Linked DNA regions of Mus musculus: region 2 is linked to region 1. A link is a contact called in ENCODE Hi-C or POLR2A ChIA-PET data. All regions are on one chromosome and are shown on one strand. The core of a region is the stretch at or near the end of the contact, and the rest is flanking DNA. Distances in the headings are between cores, read along the strand shown. Region 1 holds the start of Adam19 (a disintegrin and metallopeptidase domain 19 (meltrin beta)). Region 2 overlaps Adam19 (a disintegrin and metallopeptidase domain 19 (meltrin beta)).

Region 1 (7,138 bases), core at 1,098-3,597:
CACTGTCCGGCTTACTCTCAATTTTTAATTCTTAAGAAATTACATTTTTAAAATTCTCTCTCTCTCTCTCTCTCTCTCTCTCTCTCTCTCTCTCTGCTCCCCTTCCCCATGTGTGTATCAAACTCAGTCATCAATCTTGGAGGTCAGTGCCTTGACCTGCTGAGCCACTTGGCTGGGCCCCTTCCCCTCTAAGTATCTAAGGGCACATGGTCATTAAATACACAGCAAATCATTGTCAGCAAATGGAATTTTCTCAACGTATGACAAGACTCATCTTCTTTCTTTTTTTTTTTTTTTTTTTTTTTTGGTTTTTCGAGACAGGGTTTCTCTGTGTAGCCCTGACTGTCCTGGAACTCACTCTGTAGACCAGGCTGACCTCGAACTCAGAAATTCTCCTGCTTCTGCCTCCCAAGTGCTTGGATTAAAGGCATGCACCACCACGCCCAGCCTTAGACCATTTCTATGGTGATAGCAAATGACATGCATGACAGTGAAGGACTAAATTACCCCCCCCCCCATTCATATGTTGGAACCCAAGCCTTGGTGTGACTGTACAAGAAGATGGTACCCACAAGGAGATAATTAGGCTAGAGTCCGTGAGGATGGGCTCATACATAGCACAGGCTTCCTCAGAAAACCCCGGAGCTCGCTCCCTATACTTGTATGGACAGGGCCAGGTGAAGACACAGTTGTTTACAAACGAATAGAAGAGTTTATCAGAATCTGACCTGGTGACACGTGGGGCTTGACACTCCAGCTTTCCAGGACTGACAAATGAGTCTTTAATGCCTCAGACCAGTCACACCCCTTGCCGCCTGGGGGTGAGAAAGGCAACTCTCTAAGCCACTATCTGCTTTTCCATTACAGCAGATGGAGAGAACTCACACAGTTCCTGTCCACACCAATGGTAAGAATGGTTTGATCCCTTCCCTCTGTGAGAGCCTTGCAGACTCACGGTGCATTGGTTTTGAGAGTTCCTGGCCTGGTTTTGGGGGTGGGGGATGGGGAAAGGAACTGACAAATGTAGGTGCGAGACTCCCCTTCCAGAGCCTCCTCTCCCTTGGAGTTTTGCTAACCAACCCTATACAGATTATTTCTGGCTATCTCTTTTTTCTGTTCTTCATTCATCAACTAAGGCATGTTGCACCAGGCTTTGTAATAGCAAATATACAGACTCTAAGTGAAACCCAGACATTAGCTTTGTGACCTTTGGTGAGGGGACTTAATGCTTTTCTGGTTTGATTCCCCTCCCCCAGAGGGGAGATAGAGATGAAGCCAATACCTACCCCCTCCAGATGGTCGCCTAATTATCACTGTTATTCTACACTGTGTCAATGGAGTCCAGATTAGCCTCAAATTCACCACGTAGCAGAGATTAACCTTGAACTTTGGATCCTCCAGCCTCTGCCCCATAAGTGCTGGGATCACAGTGGTGCACCACACTCCTGGAATTACGAGGTCCTGGGGATGGAACCCAGGGCTTCATGAGTGCATGACAAGCATTCCACCAGCTGAGACACATTTCCAGTCCACAGCGGACTCATGACAAGATCAACTATCAGAGGCCCTAGCACGTACGGAATGTCAATAAAAGCTAAGTCCTAAGTGTCTGCTACTGTAATTTTCTTAGTGATAGCCATCATTTGTGGGCTTCATCTTCCATTGCATCCTAAACCCTAACCATCCCAAATTCTGCTCTCTCCTGTCCCCAACCTATACAGCCCAAGGCTTCCCTCCTTCTCTGTAATCCTGTCTAGACTGTTTCTTGGGCTTGGTGTTCTGTTTCTGGAGTACAGAAGCCCTGTCCTCTGGGATGCTGGATCTGCAACCCCACCCCCTCCACCCCCCACCTCCCGTGTCAGAAGGCCTGGACTAAAGGCCCAGATTGGAGTCCCGATAGGAAAACAAGTTCTTTTAGCACTCATTTCAGTCCCTTGGAATTAACTCTTTCACAGCCTGACTCCAAGAGTAGTCAATCCTGGAAGGTAGAGCTACAAAGAGTTGTCTTGGTCACCCAAAGTACTTAGCATAAAGCGGGATAGAGTAAACTAGCTACAGTGGGGCAGAAGTGTGTGTGTGTGTGTGTGTGTGTGTGTGTGTGTGTGTGTGTGTGTGTGTTTAACACTTTCAACCCCAGTCCTGTAATCTCCCAGGCCTCAAGAATGGTTGATTACTTCAGAAATTCGGATCATCCCTTCCCCTGGGTGTCCTTCACCTGAGTCAGCGATGCTCCCGGGGGGCTTCCCTCGCTCCTCCCACTGCTGTCCCTCCAGCCACCACCAACCCCCTCCTCCGCGTGGCGCCTCCCCTCCTCCCATTCCAGGCAGAGCCCTGAGGGGCTAGGGGCGGAGCGTCTGGGATGTGGGCTGGGTGGCTTTTAGGCCGGCGTTTGCTTGAAAACCTCCGCCGCCGCTAGGCCGGGGGCAGGCAATGGCAGGGGATGTGTGATTGCGGACAGTGAGAGGGCCGTTGCTATCATGCCCGGGCGCGCGGGCGTCGCCCGGTTCTGCTTGCTGGCTCTCGCTCTGCAGCTACATTGGCCGCTGGCGGCGTGCGAGCCGGGATGGACCACAAGTAAGTGGCAGCGCGCAGATGGGTTCTGAGGCGACTAGGGGTGGTGGTGATGACTGAGGGTCTGAGAGTCGCTCTTGCATGCCGGCAGCTCCATGACCGCTATCCCTGCGGACTCCGCCACTCCCCGGGTGTGAGTATCGCCACCCCCAAGCCTAGGAGCCCAGGCTTTGTTCTCTTGTGGTGAGCCACGGGAGGTCGTGGAGCTAGTGCGCTCACTGCAATCAGAAAGCAGTAAGTCTCTCTCTCTCTCTCTCTCTCTCTCTCTCTCTCTCTTTGCTTGCCTTCCTTTCTTCATCTCCCCGTGTTTTCTTACTTTGGGCTTCTCTTTCCGCTGCTCTTCCTATCTTTGCTGTTTTTCTTGAGGTTGCTCGTCTCCGCTCTGCCTCTCTCTCATCGCTATTTTGCGCCCGCTGCTCTAGCAACCCCAGAGCATCCCCAGAGGAGCACCCCAAGCATCCTATCCCGAATCGGCGAGGGAACCACTCCCTGGATCTTGCTGGGGGCGGGGGGGTGGTGGTGTCAAAAGCATACCAGTGGGATAGAAAATCAAAGGTTTCCGAGAGATTAGGGTAGGGTGGTTTACTGGTTATCTCTGCCTGTACACTTAGCATCTCTGAAAGACCATAAAAGAACCATGCGCACCCATTATGCAGATCGTAAGCTGAAGTTCACTAACAAAAACCCAGGTGTGTATAAGTACGCCCCACATTGAAGATCTGATACTGGAAACCGGAGCTTTCTTTCCACCTCACCCAATGCCTATCTCCTCTTGGCCTCAGTTTTCATGTGAAGAAAATGGAATGGGCTCCACGCTTCCAGTTTGGACGCTGGATAATGCCTATTTCTCACAACTGTTTTCCCAGGCACCGCTCCCTCCCGGGCCGCATCCCTCAGAGGTTCTCATAGGATTTCGCGGAAGGGACGGTCCCGGAGGGGCAATGCCTGGCTTCTGTCATCTTGACCCGGGAGAGCTTATTTAGCCTTAGCTCTGAGGCAGCTGGAGAGCTGGGCTGACTCCAGACGGTCGCGGGTGCTTGCTGTACCAACCGTCAGCGTTTTTAAATCAAGCTAACGACGCCCTAGTGTACGGGCTGGGCAGGCTGCAGCCCCCGCCCCATCCCTGCAAGAACCTGACCCGAGGGTTTCCTCCACTCAACGCTCCAGCTCCTTTGCCTTGGATAGGAGAAGGCTCTTCCTTTTGTTGGGGTGTGGGGTTCCTCGGGGAAGAGGGAGCCAGGTCCTGTTCGAGTCTGATTTTCCAGCCTACCATTTGCACAGAAGAAAGACAGGAAAGTAAACTTCACGGGATCTGGAGGCCTTGAGAACAGTCAGTGAGGTAGAGTGACTGCAGACCCGGGGAGAAAGCAAAATCTACGAGTTGTAAAGTGACCCATGATCCCCAAATGAGCAGTTGCTATTAATATTTTCCTTTCCCCCTTCCTGTCCTTCTATGACTATATACTGATGAATCTGGAATCGTACCATTCATACACTTTAAAAGGTGCTTCCCAAATCATGACATCTCCCAAAACTATGATTTTAATGGCTCTAAGTTCTACCAAGAGACCACAGAAATATAATTTCCTCAAAGTTAAACTCCTGGCTCTTATACAAATGTGACGAAGATTTTTTTTTCTTTCATTTATGAAGTGGCCAAAGCAGCTGCTAAAGCTGGTCAAAAGCATCAACATAATCAATATCAACATAATCAATACCAACATAATCAATATCAACATAAACAATATCCCCGGTGATACAGGGAGTGGCATAGGGAATTCCTTTGGGTGAGACAGAATCAAGCAGTTGTTGGTTCTCCCTCTCCTATTCCTGAAGTCACTTGCATCTTTGTCTGTCACAGGCGTGCAGTTAATGTTAAACTTCACCGAATACAGGCCATCCCACCGAAAGCAAACAAGTGAGCCAGAGATAACATTCTCTTACCCTTTGTTAAGTGACGCTCCAGGTCTGACACTGAAAGCTTGATCCCACGTGCTCTGGCCTTATTTTCAAGTTGTGAGCAACCCTTCTCCAGTTACGTTGCCTTACGTGTACTTAAACTGGACTGTGTGTAAAGAGATTGCCCTCAGTGCTTTTCACCATCCGAGACCTTTTGTCGTTCTCTTCTATCCTGTACAGCTCCTTTTGTTTAAGAGTCTAGATCCATCAGTCTCTGTAGAGGACTATGTCTCACTTGTTCCCTCATGAACATTAAGCACCTAGCGTAGTAGCATAGGGTTAAGAACTCAGGATGTTTTGGGTAAATAATGTAAATGTATCTATCTCTTCTGATTTGTACCAGTGTAAACAAAACCAATAAGACTTTTTTTAAGGATACATTTTGATTGCAAATATATCATATTTTTGAAAAGGAATTTAATCAGTGGTAATCCAACACTTTTTTGTTTGTTTTGGGGTTTGGGTTTTGGAATGTTGTTTGTTTGAGACAAGGTTTCTTTATGTATCCTTGGCTGTCCAGGAACTAGGTCTGTAGACCAGGCTCCCTTTAACTCGGAGATCTTCCTACCTCTGCCTCCTGAGTACTGGAATTGAAGGCCTGCGCCACCACTGCCTGGCTCCAGCTACCTTTTTTTAAAATTTTTTTTTTGGGGGGGGGGCTTTTCGAGACAGGGTTTCTCTGTGTAGCCCTGGCTGTCCTGGAACTCACTTTGTAGACCAGGCTGGCCTCAAACTCAGAAATCCGCCTGCCTCTGCCTCTCAAGTGCTGGGATTAAAGGCGTGTGCCACCATGCCTGGCAGAACCTTTTTTTTTTTTTTTTAATTTAATTCTTCTCTGGGACAGGATGCTGTGTAGGTGGATGCTGTCTCAGAGATCTCTAGATAGCCAAGATGGCCTTAGACCTCTAGTTGTCTTGCTGGAATTACAGATGTTTGCCACAAAAGCTCAGTCATCTTTTAATCCCTCCTGCGGTTGATGAGGCTGAGTTAGAAGGAACAGAACACAGGGTTCCTTGGTGACATCTCTGGGAGTCTTCAGATCTACTCAGTTTCAGAGATGTAATTTGCTTAGGGATCAGGAAATTCTTATCTTTTAAAAGATGACCTGTAGGGCTGGTGAGATGGCTCAGCGGTTAAGATTGCCGACTGCTCTTCCAAAGGTCCTGAGTTCAAATCCCAGCAACCACATGGTGGCTCACAACCATCTGTAACGAAATCTGATGCTCTCTTCTCGAGTGTCTGAAGACAGCTACAGTGTACTTACATATAATAAATAAATAAATAAATAAATAAATATTTTTTTAAAAAAAGATGACCTGTAAGTAGTGTTGAGGTCTTCCATTCTTGAACATGGCTCTTCTGTGGCTTAGGCTTCTTTTCTCAGGAATTTGCTGCCTACCTCTATCAGTCCCACTATGTCAACTCGGGATATCTTAATGGGGAATTTCCTTCACTCTACGACAAACTCATAGACCCATTCCCAAGCCCTTTTAGTTGAGGAAATGAAAATTCACAGCAACCCATTCCCAAGCCCTTTTAGTTGAGGAAATGAAAATTCACAGCAACACTGACAGGAACTGAGGCTGGAGAGATGGTTTAGCAGTTAAGAGCACTTGCTGTTCTTGATAGAACCCAGGTGTGTAGGATAAGAAAAAAACTGGAGGTGAGAAGGTTTGGAACTAAGGAAGTGAAATATAACTTCGAATTCAACACTTGGAAGGTTAAGTTAAGGTTAACAATTTGCAAGTGAATGGTAATGGTTGGGAGGCGAAGAAGTCACCTTTACCTCTGGCCCTCCCAGGGAGGTGAGTGTCACTTCCAAGGGGGAAATTAAAGCTCTTTGGTAACAAACCTGAGCTCACACCCTTCTGCATCTCCTCAGCACCTCACCACATCATCACCTTCCAGGATGCTATCCAAGTTAGAGCCACATCTTCTCTCACCAGAGCTCCGGTGCGCCCCCTAGCTTTGCTGCCACCCTTTCTGCTTCTCCTCTGTCCTTGTCCCCTACTCCCTATTCTCCCAGCAGGCAGGGTCACCTTTCAAAACAAAAACAAAACCAATACAGATCATACTGCTCTTGTGGGGCTTTTTTTTTTTCTCTAAAGACATCAAAACCTTCCAGGTAATGAAACCCAGACCCTGCTCATGCCTCTATGTTATTACAACCACAGCCGTCTCACTTAGCATATATATTTCTTACCAACATCCTCTGAGTTACCCACCCTTGCTTAGCATATTTACCAATGTCCCCTGACTTTGTAGGCTATTTCTCCTTCCTGCGTGTGCCTTAGCGAGCCCGGGCCCACGTCTACAGTTGACACTCTTTACTCTTCCCCAGATTTTTGCATAAATGGCTTCCTCTGGTCCCTCAGGTCTTAAACATCATCACACTGGCCATCCTGTTTAAAACAGGAACCCTGCCAGCTTCCCTTTATCCTGTGGCACAATCTTATTATTCCCCCCCCCCACCCCCCCCAGGGCTGTTAAGTAGCACCTGAGAATCTTTGCTTATTTCCTGACTCTTCACGGGGGACACAGACCTTGTTTGCCTAGCCTTTATCACTTTGTCACCAAGGCCCAGTGGCGCCCAGCAGGTCTTCTGAGA
Region 2 (6,629 bases), core at 2,462-4,961, 33 kb after region 1:
AGACTTCTGTGTTTGGAAACAGATTAGAACTTTCATGACAATATGTTACTTTTACTCTTTTCAGATTCCTTATCTGTAAAAGGGAAAGACTGAGCAGAGAGGTTAGGGCATAAAGGTTTTTTCATTATTATGGTAGATGCCTTGCTTTGGACTGGATCCGGGGATATCGGCTGGCTCTTTGGGATCTGCTGCTGGGCAGGGCCTCTGATGTACTTGCAGTGTCACTCACCATGACCTTCAGAGCTGAGACCTTCCAGTCCTGGCTTGTGACCAGGTCATTTGGCTAAGTTAGAGCAAGAACCTTGGCCAATTCCTAGTATCCTAGTCTGCAGTGTACTGAGATGGGAGGATTCACCTAAATTCAAACTAGGCCACTGTCATCTGGCTAGAACTTGGCCCAGGTGCTAGGCAGGGTAGGATAGTAGCCTACTGTGGTCCATGAGGGGCCCTTTCAGTGGTCCTCACTTGTGTTCTGAGATGCTAAGAATCCCAGGGCAGGTTTAGAATAGTTCTCAAGTATTTAGCCAGAGGCACCCACCTTTGAGGGTGCTAAGTTTGTGTTTTCAGATACCCACTCTGTCTTGTTTCAGGGTCAGATATACCTGGTCCCCTCTTCTGAGTTTCTTAAAAGATCTGGTGGCTTCTTGGAGATTGCTTTCCTCCGCTCCCCCAGGCTCAGTCATAAAGTCTCTCTTCATAGTATGGCAGTCTTGTCCTCCCCCCCCCCCCCCCAGTACTCCTCCCCAGGCCGCTGTGACTTCAGCTAATCTGATGAACAGCAACCATGATTATTTACCAAATACTGGTTACTATACAGGTTGCTACCATGGGGATATTTCTTGCTCTTTAAAATTTGGTATTTCTGAGAAAATTTTATTTCCCCGAACCATTCTTAACCAATAAATGTTCAGTTCAGGACAGGCTTTGTAGGGCATCCTTAAGCAAACCCACAAACTCTTATCGGTAAGCCATTTCCTGGGCCCCTCAGGTGTCTTGCCAGCTAGCTAAGCTTGCCTGATCATGAGATGTCAGGCCCTCTTTGTACTGATGGATATTCATGTTCATACTCACAGTGGGGAGAGAGCCATGGAGAGGATTAAATAGATCCTGCTGGCTAAAGGATCTGGTTATCCAGACATGCTTTGGGCATAACATAAAAACTGCACTCAGGACCAGGAGCTATTCAGAGGGGTGTGAGGTCTCTGGAAACCAGAAATACAATGGGAAGTGGCTGGTAAAGGGGACTGTTGCTTTGATGCCTTGTGTAAAGATGTCCTCAATAGGCTGCTAAAGACAACATACCCAAAATTTTGGCTTTTTGAGAGCTGGGCTGGTGGGTGGTACCATCTTGCTTAGGTTGGTCCCCGAGACAACAGGGGCCTTGCTCAAATGGGAGGAGGGCTCAGCTCTTCACTATAGGAGCAACCTTCAGCCTTCCAGGGCCCTTCTGAGCCCTCACAAAGGAATGCTGGTGCTTGTGAGCCCCTGAAAGATCAGTGCCTTATTTGGCAATGGGGCTTTTGCAAATCTGTTTCCATTCCTTTAGAGTCAGAGGTAGACCAAGCAAAGTGCAGGCTGATTTGGAAAATCTGGTTCTTTTTCTCTCCTTACGTTTACCCTACTGGAGAACCAACATAAAAGAAAATTATACGTATGATTTCTTTTTTTCTAATTCTGCCCAAAATGTGAAGTAGCACAGGCCATTTCATTAGAGTAACAGTCTGCCTTTCAGATACACTTCCTGTCCTGGGGAGTTCTAGGTGGCACCCTTTACGTTTAATGGAAACCTGGGGTTATTGTTTTCCAACTGAATGGAAATATTTGCAGTTATTGAGTCTTACACTAAAGCCTTTATTTACCTGTGAACACCTGATGTTACAGGGTTGTGTGAGCGGTAGCCTAATTCACTGTGAGTAGTTCCCTGAAGCCAGGACACTTTGATATAGAGTCTTGACAAACTTTGGTAGGCCTTTTCAAGTCTGAGTCTTGACAGAGTATCTCCCCTCCCCCACAGTCCTCATGAACCATGGTCATCCTTGCCGTGTGCCATGGCTTGGAAGGAGAGGCCAGTGCAGCGGGCACTCAATCCAAAGCCTTCAGGGTATATACGAGGTGTGTGCTATTGGAAGCCTTCTGGCCACATAGCTATGAATATAGCTGGTTCTGTATTTGTAGACAATGTCCTAGTGCAGTATGAAAACCAGGGACAGCTCTGGGTCCTTCTCTGATGGGCTAGTGTCATCATTAGATCCTTTTTTTAACCCTCACACAAAGCAATACCTATTTCTAGGTTGTTTTGAGAGTTTGTGGAGAGGTGACTAGAAGGTTAGGGAGGGAACCCAGAAGGTTAAAAAGTTAAAATGAGTGGGGCAGTAGTGGCCCATACCTTTAATCCCAGCACTTGGGAGGCAGAGGCAGAGGCAGAGAGGCAGAGAGAGAGGCAGAGGCAGAGAGGCAGAGAGAGAGGCAGAGGCAGGCGGATTTCTGAGTTTGAGGCCGGCCTGGTCTGCAGAGTGAGTTCCAGGACCCCCCAGGGCTATACAGAGAAACCCTGTCTTAAAAAAACAAAAAACCAGCTGGACAAGGTGGCGCACACTTTTAATCCCAGCACTCGGGAGGCAGAGGCAGGTGGATTTCTGAGTTCAAGGCCTGTCTGGTCTACAGAGTGAGTTCCAGGTCAGCCAGGCTACACACAGAAACCCTGTCTCAAAAAACAAACAAACAAAACAAAACAAAAAAACCCAGAAACCAAAAAATAAAACAAAAAGCTAGAAAGAACCTAACAGAGCAGGGTGGTTCCCAGAGCACCCCCCCCCCCCTTAAAAAAAAGCATCACCTGGAAAAAACTATTAAAGACGCAGATTTCTTACTATGGGGCTGGAGGACTTCTGGGGCTTTGTATTTTCGTTCTCAAAGCCTTTCCTGGTGTGATTGGGCCAGAGTCTATGACCTTAAGAGTGAGAGTTAAAAATGGAAGGCAGCTATATATCTGTCCCTGTCCTGGACAGGGTAAGGACCCACCCCTAACCACCTTCCAACCCCCTACCTAGGCCCCAGATCAATAGTGAGAGTCTGGTCTTCGACTCCATGTGTCCAGACACTTGGATACTCTCAGGACTAGACGCACTAGGGGAGGGCAGCAATAAAATCAGCCCGGGAAGGAGCAGAGACACGTTTGTTCATGCCCGGCACGTGGGATGAGGGTGGTTTTCAAGGTAGTTTGTAAACTGTCTTTGTACCAGGTTGCCTATGTGATGCTGGGGAACAGTGACCTGGACCCCTGGACCTGGAGGAACAGACAGTTAGGAGCCACCAAGTGGGTGTTGGGAACTTAACCTGGGTCTTCTATAAGCAGCAAGTGATTAGAAACATGGAACCATCTCTCTAGCCCCCTCCCCCCTCCCCGCAAGATGGAGGTTCTGTTTAAGGACTTTGGGGTCTGGGAGACTAGGGGTTTGCCCCTGATTAGGGCTGCAGTGTGCTTTTGCCACCATGAGGACAAAGACACCATGAGGACAGCAGATCCTCTTCTGCTACTCTCGGCCTGCCCATGGTCTCCTTAGGGCAGAAGAGACAGGACTGAAGATAAGGGAGTACAGCAGAGTGTTTTCTCTATCAGTCAGTGGGGGAGGGGGAGGGGAGGGTGGGAATCTTGGATAGGCTTCCCCTCTTCCTGGATCTCCACACACAAATCATTTCCTGAAAACCCTAATGCATGCCAGTGGTAAGAGACAGCTTCCTGCCACCATGCTGAGCCAGCCCCCTATCAGAGAGATGAGAGAAAGATGTAGTTGGAGAAGGGACATCTGGCCACTCAGTGTCCATGTATGTGGTCTCTTCTCTGGGAAGACGACAACAACTTTTGTCCTGAGCACAGTGCCAGAATCCCCCTGCCTGGACACATGGGAAGATTCAGCCTTCTCTTGGGGACAGCGGAGAGCCTTTAAAAGCAGTGCTTTGTCCCTGTTGGTAAAGTTGTACAGATGGTGATGAAACATGACCCCTTTGCTTCTAGAAGGAGGGACCTTCCTGGCTCACATCCTTAGCCCATTCAGGGAAAAGGTTATTTAGCTAGAACTAGCCCAGAATTTCTTACTTTAAGCTGTCTTGCTCCTGCCCTGTGCTTAGCTTACCCCATGGCTCTTCAATGTAGACATTAATATCCAAGTGGGCATAGTTGCCTTGATCATGATAGACATTCATCATTATCATCATCATCAACAACAACAACAACAAATTAAAACTTGATCTCCAAGTTCCGGGCAATGGTTTGGTTTCATGTTTTCATCTAAGATAGAGCAACAAAGTGCCTAAAGACTCTGTCTCACAAACTCGAGGCTGAATGGAGCTCCAACAGTGTCATGCATGGTCCCTTAAAGTGACCTGGCCCCCTGTCTACAAAATGGGAACGGGTAGGAATCCCTACCTCTCAGGTGTGCTTTTAAGGTGTAAACTCGTTGGCTTTCTCAGGTCTGCAACAATCAGGATGTGGTGGAGACAGGAAGCTGAGGGGGCTTGGGAGTCAGACCATGTACATATGTTTCTGAAGTTGTTTCAGAAACTTGTGGTTTAGGGTATCGGTTGTAGGCTTGTTCTCACCTCAGGATTACCTGGGGGTGGGAGAGAAGTGCTGTTAAGACAGAATGCTAGGCCCCAGCCTCAGTTTCTCTTTTGATGTTGTAGGTCTGAGGTGTGGTCTCCTCCTTTGCATTTTGCTTGTGGAGTTTGCTTGGGTAACCTGAGGTCAACGGTCGGTTGTTCTCTGTTGGTCTCCACCATATGCTTCGAGATAGGACTTCTCACGGAGTCTGTAGCTCACCGAATTCTGTTAGATTGGCTGGGCCACACCCAAAAATTCTAGGGATCCTCCTGCCTCTGCCTCCCTAGCACGGAGGTTAGCAGACATGTTTCTGCTTTCTATGTCTGGCTTTTTTACTTGATTGCTGGGAATCAGGTCCTTGCTTGAGCCACCTCTCCCACTCCTAACTCCTGCTCCACCCCCTCTCTCTGGTCTTGTGAGACAGGGTTTCTCTGTGTAACCCTGGCTGTCTCGGAACTCACTCTGTAGACCAGGCTGGCCTTGAGCTCACAGGATTTACCTGCCTCTGCCTCCCAAGTGCTGGAGTTAAAGGCGTGCATTACCCCAGCACAGTTTAGCTTTAGATCCTATGAGCAGGTGCTGCATGCAGAGAGGTCATATTTAATCCAGGGTGAGGACTTGAGCTACAGAGGACACGTAGTCAGAACTGGAGTGGGTGGTTTCAGGAGCCCCCGTCACTGAAAGTTTCTCTTATTGAATGGCTGCTTCCTGATAGGTTCTTACAATACATAGGAGGTTCATTTGTTCAGTAATTCAGTTATCCACTTAGTCAGGCTAAATGTTTCTTGCCTGCTTTAGGAGCCAGGAAGGAGGAGTTTGCAGCTGAGGCTCCAAGAGCCGCTTGCTGACGAGGGCAAGTCCTCAGATAAGCTGCAAATGAGTTATCTTCTGAATACGTGTGCCTGAACGTGTGTGTGTGTGTGTGTGTGTGTGTGTGTGTGTGTGTGTGTGTGTGTGTGTGTGTGTATGTATACCTCAGAGGCTCAGTTTGGATTCCTCTCTTTGGCCCATCCCCCATCTTCCTCACTTCGGTTCATTTGAATGATGCTGCTGGGTAGGATAAGGAGCTCCCCCCTCCTAAAACCCTGAATATGCTTAAAGTGTACTCACCTCAAGTGCATTTCCTGTGGGAAAATTTACATCTCTTCACTAGCACCCAGGGCACATCATTACACTCTGACCTCTCAGCCAGCCGTCCATTACTCAGTCTGTGAAAATAGATTCTTGGAATGAGCTAATTGCTTTTCCTCTCCTCTCTTAAGTGATATATGGGTGAATTAATCGGCGAGGAGAGCTAGAGAGAGACTCGAGTGAAATCCATTCATTTTTCTGGATTCTTTCATCCTAAACCTTGTTAAAAGCACTACCAAGGAGCTAGGGGTGTAGTTCAATTGCTAAGGAAATACTGCCCTGCACCCATGAAGCCTTGAACTCGACCTTTAGCACCCTATAACACTGGGCATGTTGCTCCACATCTGTGCCTGCGATCCCAGCATTCGGGAGGTGGGGATGGGAGGGTCAGAAGTTCAGGGTCCATCCTAGGCTATATAATGAGTTCATGGCCATTGTGGGCTACATGAGACCCTGTTTCTAAAAGTTAAGCAATGATGATAATTATTAATTTCTACCTAGCTCCTCTCTATTATGATTGGAGTTCAGCTTGCTCTCTGTATTATTAAATTGCTTGATTCAGCGGTATATTGCCCTTACTCATGGGAAGAGGAAACTGAAGAGAAAGTAACCGGCTAGTGGCTGTAGAGACAATACTCTGTCTTTCAGACCCCAGACCCTGCTCTAAGCCCCTGGTAAGCTAGAGTGCTCATTAATTCCCTCCCTAGTTAACTATATCATCCATTTAGTAAACTTGCTGGAAGACACAAGCAGGCCTAACTGTGGAGCCTGTGCCCTTGGGAGACTTCCTGTTGAAGTCCTATGAATTCAGTCAGACCTGTGAATGACTCCCTCTGAATCTCTGGATGCTAAGGCGAGGTAGGCTTGGCGACACATTCTGCAAGCTGGCAGCTGACCC

Evidence for each region. Hi-C counts contacts between places; a loop is a spot of excess contacts on that map. ChIA-PET counts read pairs that join two places held with the same protein, here RNA polymerase II (POLR2A).
Region 2: a loop to region 1 is called in a map of heart, with 1.8 times the contacts of the local background. The contact joins the enhancer-like site here to the promoter of Adam19 in region 1. A Hi-C loop is called at or near these places in 3 of 37 maps with a recorded cell type or tissue (T-helper 17 cell, heart and regulatory T cell). POLR2A ChIA-PET finds 5 or more read pairs at or near these places in 3 of 5 experiments (all embryonic stem cell).

Annotation. Positions count from the first base shown.
Region 1 is chr11:46,053,637-46,060,774 of GRCm38, forward strand. It overlaps Adam19 (a disintegrin and metallopeptidase domain 19 (meltrin beta)), which reads left to right and starts at 2,348. Exons shown (of 23, transcript NM_009616.4): 1 at 2,348-2,574. The coding sequence starts at 2,478.
Region 2 is chr11:46,085,705-46,092,333 of GRCm38, forward strand. The region is part of intron 3 of Adam19 (a disintegrin and metallopeptidase domain 19 (meltrin beta)); the gene reads left to right. Among named protein-coding and RNA genes, the nearest start is that of Mir8100, 13 kb to the right of the region's middle. Within about 2 kb of position 3,712, at least 1 of the 3 ENCODE cell types and tissues checked has a DNase peak (open chromatin) inside an H3K27ac peak, as active enhancers do; it is heart, where a contact is called at or near this core.